Linked DNA regions of Homo sapiens: region 2 is linked to region 1. Evidence: read pairs that join two places in POLR2A ChIA-PET (ENCODE). Cell type or tissue: MCF 10A. All regions are shown on one strand. Links, peaks and the distances in the headings refer to the core of each region. The heading gives the core; the rest is flanking DNA.

Region 1 (2,916 bases), core at 272-2,771:
ATCAATTAATATTCACTGAACCTGCCACATAAAATCCCAGAGTTAGCCATGCAGGGACCAGCCAGGCATGGGAGCCACGGTCTAACCAAGAACCCAGTGTTCTCACACAAGCTTAGAGAGATGGCACAGGGCGATGCGTGATTGATTGCTGATGAATGGCACAGTTACTAAATGCTATAAAGTCCAGAGAAAAATCTGAGAGTTGAAGCTGCTTTGTGGAAGAGCCGAGACGTGTAGCTGGGCCTGGAATGGTGAGAAAGACACAGATCTGCACAGAGGATCCAAGACCACCAGGCAAGAACACAGAATTCCAGGCCCTTGTTCATGTCCTCTGCAGCCCAGACAGAAACGCTGGTCAGGTCTATGCCATAAGCACGTCCGGGAGGCTCTCAACTGTCTATTCAGTGTGACACACCCCCCTCCAAAAACAGATACACACACATACACACAAACAACAACACCTGAACTCATTTCTGCTCAGCTTTAGAACGTAAATGATTGTTTTTAAATGAACAAATTTCTACTTCACTTAGAAGAGCTTGACAGGAGGTGGCATTTCTTTATTCAAAAAGAACCTGCGACGTCCCTATTACGGGTCAGTGCTTTGCTGGGCCCTGGGAATAGAGGGAGGAATAAAAGATGGATCTTGCTCTTAGGAAGCTTCGGGGCTAGACTGGAGGACCTTGAAGGAAGATGAAAAATAAACAAAAATTCTAAAAATCTATACTACGGAGAGGTTACAACACCGCAGTTCAGAACAGCACCACTTCCCCTCCCCATCCCTGACATTTCCCAGGCCTTTCTGGTTTTCTCAGTGCCTGTGTAAATGTGGTCCCTGGTCCCAGACGCCTGATTCATTCATTCTCCATGTTTGATGACACAGGAAACCCCTGAGAATGAAGGAATCAGGGGTATAACAGGCCCTAAACAAAGCCAAGATGAGCCATGTTTGTCCCCGAGAGAATCAACAGCCCCTGTATGAAAAGAGTGCTGTACAGTGGGATGGGACGAGGCAGGTTTTATAATCTGATTAAAATCGCCTGTCGGCAGTTTTCCGCTCTCCTGCTCACCCTAAATCTACAAAGAAGCTCCACTCCTGGAATCCCACACAGGTAAACCCCGTGACCTGGGGAGGATGTTTGTTGAAGAGTTGTCTCTCGTGGCGCCAAAGAGTTTGGGACAATGTAGGTGTCCATCACTGGGGGAATGGACAGGTCTGTCTGGATCAGAAGCTAGCAAACTTTCTCTGTCCAGGGCCAGATACTATTTAGGCTTTATGGGTCAGGAGGCCCCAGTCAAAATTCCTCAGCTCTGCCACAATAGTGAGAAGATAGCCATGGATGACAGGGAAATGAATGGGTGTGGCTGGGCTCCAATCACACTCTATTTACAAAAGCAAGTGGCCAACTGGATTTGGCTCAAGGGCCACAGTCTGCTGACCACTGGTCTAGAACATTCTTCTCCCAAGTATCTGCCCAGTCTCTGTTCAAATGTTATCTCCTGAGAAAACCTTTCTTGGCCACACTCTTTCTTTTTCTTTTTTTTTTGAGGCAGGGTCTCACTCTGTTACCCAGGCTGGAGTGCAGTGGTGCAATCATAGCTCACTGCAGCTTCAACCTCCCCGGGCTCAGATGATCCTCCCACCTCAGCCTCCCAAGTAGCCGAGACTACAGGCATGCACCACCGTGCCTGGCTAATTTTTGTATTTTTTGCAAAGAAAGGGTTTCACCATGTTTCCCAAGCTAGTCTCAAATTCCTGAGCTCAAGCGATCTACCCTCCTTGCCTCCCAAAGTGCTAAGATTACAGGCGTGATTCACCGTGCCCAGCCTGGCCACACTCTTTTTTTTTTTTTTTTTTTTCTTGAGACAGAGTTTGGCTCTTGTTGCCCAGGCTGGACTGCAGTTGTGCGATCTTGGCTCACCACAACCTCTGCCTCCCAGGTTCAAGAGATTCTCCTGCCTCAGCCTCCCGAGTAGCTGGGATTACAGGCATGCGCCACCACGCCTGGCTAATTTTGCATTTTTAGTAGAGACGGGGTTTCTTCATGTCAGTCAGGCTGGTCTCGAACTCCTGACCTCAGATGATCTATCTGCTTCGGCCTCCCAAAGTGCTGGGATTACAGGCGTGAGCCACCGCGCCCATCCCCGGCCACACTCTTAACTGTGCCCTCCATCACTCTTTATCCCTCACCCCTCTCTTTTATTCCACAGCATTTATCACTTCCAGATCAATTTGTCTATCAGCTTAGAGTCTGTCTTCACTCTAGTGAGGGAGAGCAAAGGTTTTTTTCTGTTTTGTTGGTCACTAGCGCCCAGCACTTAGTAGGCACTCAGTGAATATCTGTTGGGTGAATGGACGAGCAGCTGCCACGTTCATCTGTACACGTCACCCAACAATGTGTGTGCCTCGTCTTTCAGGGCTAGAGAAGTCCTGGAAAGGTCAGCCAGGTTGCCAAACCACCTCCCTGCCCCAAGGGAGGCTGCATGCAAAACTACCCCATGCAGATCTCAATCTATCTTTCCTTCCTTCCTTCCTCTCCCTTCCCTTCTTCCCTTCCCTCCCTTCCCCTCTTCACCCCTTCCCTTCCTCTCTCTTTCCCTTTCTGTCCTTCTCTCTCCAGTGAAACAGGGCAGTGAGATGCCTGTTGGTACCAAGTCCCAGAGGGTCATCACTCTGTGCTGCCACTGAGACAATTCCAGGAGCCAACAGCATTTTCTTTTAGAATCTGCCAATCTTTTCCAAACATTCCACAGAGGACTTTAAAAGAGAGAAAAAAAAAAAAGAGAGAGAGAGAGAAGTGAAGAAAAGTGACTCCTGACAGCCCACCCTGTAACCACCAAAAGCCAGTCCCACTTCTCTCCAGGAGACTGATAAAAGAATTTTTTCTTTTTAGCAGAGAATAATATTCACCTCTC
Region 2 (2,916 bases), core at 209-2,708, 1.4 Mb before region 1:
AGGAAAGAAATGATGAGACCAATTGTAAAACTCCACATCCAAGGCATGATGGGTGAAATTTACTCAGAGATCTTGCTGGAAATCTCATTCCATGATGTAGATGGGGTGTGAAGGCATCGTGGCCATTATTACTCACACCCCCTGCAGTTGAAGACAATCCATACCCTCTGTAGGCTGATCTACATGAATACAAACACAGAGACACCTCCTCCACAGAAACACCATGAAATGTGGTCTTCCACTAAATATCAGACAGTTGAAAGAGGAATCCAAGAATCTCAATTATTTGCACATGTAGGAGGAAAAAAATGGATCTTTCAGTATACTTATGCTACCTATAACCTCTACTTCCTAACTGTGGATATGGGAAGAATAATTTGGGCTTTCTTATGCCTGCTGAACAAATTTTGGGTTATTTCATGAACATTTATTATTAAATAAGAAAATTTAAATTATATAACCTGATTGATTCTTTAAGGTCTGTGTTTTAAGTAAGAAACCAGCTTATGATTTTCACAGGTTTTCTACAAAGAAACTATTATATCAGGTGCATGGCTCATGCCTGTAATTCTAGCATTTTGGAAAGCCAAGGCAAAAAGATTCTATGAGTCTAGGAGTTTGAGACCAGCTTGGGTAACACAGGGAGACGCCATCTCTACAAAAAAAAAAAAATTAAAAAATTAGCCAGGCATGGTGGTGCATGAGTGTTATCCTAGCTACTCAGGAGGCTGAAAAGGGAGGATTGCTTGAGCCTGGGAGGTTGAGGCTGCAGTGAGTCATCATTACGCCACTGCCCTTGAGCCTGGGCAATTGAGCAAGATCTCATCTCAAAATAAAATAAATAGAATAAAATAGAAACTATTAAGTCCATTTATGCCAATGTACTAGATTCATTATGCATTGACTATAATACCAGTGTTAATGTGTCATGGGAAGAAAATGTAATCACAATTTAGTATTGATAATGGCATTTACTATCCTCTAGGAGGAAGAATCTAGAACTAAAGGTAACCTGTGGATAAAGAATTTGAAAATCTTCAGGTTGTGGTCCATGTATAATTTTAGAATTTACATTTTATCCAGCCAGTGGGATGATGGGGGCGTCAGATGTATTGGCATGGTTCAAAAGATATGTCTATTCCCTGAGGAATGCTGAGTTCCTGCATTAATAAATAAACAGCTGAGTAGAGCCATAAATCAGGTTATAAGTAGTAAAATGTAATTAAAGTAATAAAGTGAAAAGAACGCTGAATAAAGCATCTGAACAGCTTCCCTTTTTATTTATTAAGTGAGGTCTTACCTTCTTTATGCTTAACTTAAAATCAGAAGCACTTCCTTAATTGTTACTATTTTTTTACTTCCTTAAAATGGCGGGTTTTTTCTCCCAATACACGTTACTGAGGTATCTTTAGAAACTTCTCAAATAATATTTAGTGTGTAGCTTTCATACGTATCACTAGAAACATTTTCACTCATATTTAAAAATAAGCTTGAACTTATATTTAAGAATGTATGTCTTCTAAATAATAAAGATTGAAGATAACTAGAAGTCATTTTATACAATTTCTTCATTTTAGCAATAAGGAAAACGGGACACAAAGAAGCCAAGTAGCTAGGGCCACATAAATATTTAGAGGCATAATTTAAGGCCAGGTTTCGTAATTCTTACGCGGATGGTGAAATACAGAAAAAAAAAATGCGTTGGCTTTGATACATCTCCAATTCCCTTAACCATTATTTCTCAATACTTTCTCATTGGCTTATACTTTTGGTTCCTGAAAGTTTTGGTGCTTCTATGTGGTCAGTGAACTCGGTCTCTGGATCTTCTGAATTTCTTTATCTGCCTCTTCAAGGCTGTGCTTTCTCCTGTTAGTATAGTGAAAGGACAGTACATGAGGCCTGAAGCCTTTGAATAATACCCCTGTTTCCCCAGCTTGGCAGCTTTGCTGAAACGAACCGTTCTACAGAAGGTGTTTCTTGGATGTAAATGGCCAACCAAATGTATGCATACTTTAAGGGTAATTTATGGAGGAAAAAAGTTAATGTTACACTATAGTTATATTTGCTAGGTAGAGCTGGCAAGCGATTCACCAAAGGCGTCTGAGTATATTATTTCTCTCTTTTGGGAAGTTGAGGAAAAAAGGAAGGAAGAGTTTGGAATTTCGTTTCAGTCTTGAGATCCTGATAAAAGCTGACTCAGGAGTTCAAAAGAAGAAGAGCCAATATTAACAACGTTGTCTATCTTCACATTATTTTTGCCTTAATATTTGAGGTTGCCTTGCACTTGAAAAGTAGTAAAATAAATAGTCACAATTGACCTTCGGTTTGTCATAAAGTTATAACCTGCTCTGAGTAACATGTTGAAAGACAAACTTAAATCACAGATAAACAAAATTATTTACTTTAAAAGGTATTCACAGGCTGGGTGTGGTGGATCACGCCTGTAATTTCAGCACTTTGGGAGGCCGAGGGATCACGAGGTCAGGAGACTGAGACCACCCTGGCTAACACGGTGAAACCCTGTCTCTACTAAAAATACAAAAAAAAAAAAAAAAAAAAAAAAAAAAAAAATTAGCCAGGCGTGGTGGCACACACCTGTAATCCTAGCTACTCGGGAGGCTGAGGCAGGAGAATTGCTTGAATCCAGGAGGTGGAGGTTGCAGTGAGCTGAGATCGTGCCACTGTACTCCAGCCTGGGCGACAGAGCAAGAATCCATCTCAAAAAAAAAAAAAAAAAAAAAGATATTCACAGTAGTGTACTTGTAATGTGAACAGGTTCTTCTTAAGGTTAAATATGTTCCAAGATACAAAACTTTTGTTTGAAAGTCAAAGCCTCTGTATTGCTTCTACTCCTCTTTCCCCAATTTATCACCCCCTTCACCTTCCTGGCTGCAGGCAATCTTTTATGGTTTAGTT

Evidence for each region. Peaks named below come from ENCODE experiments on the same cell type or tissue, not always from the same donor. Only the 100,000 strongest peaks of a DNase experiment are listed, where the experiment ranks them.
Region 2: POLR2A ChIA-PET joins it to region 1 with 5 read pairs; 1 of 35 experiments calls an interaction of 5 or more read pairs at or near these places.

The regions. Positions count from the first base shown.
Region 1 is chr17:72,459,538-72,462,453 of GRCh38, forward strand. All of the region lies in intron 1 of LINC00673 (long intergenic non-protein coding RNA 673), which reads right to left. Among named protein-coding and RNA genes, the nearest start is that of LINC02003, 120 kb to the left of the region's middle. In MCF 10A, for the core only: no CTCF peak of the experiment used is centred there; a DNase peak (open chromatin) is centred at 1,804.
Region 2 is chr17:71,055,938-71,058,853 of GRCh38, forward strand. No RefSeq gene overlaps it. Among named protein-coding and RNA genes, the nearest start is that of CASC17, 140 kb to the right of the region's middle. In MCF 10A, for the core only: no CTCF peak of the experiment used is centred there; a DNase peak (open chromatin) is centred at 1,674.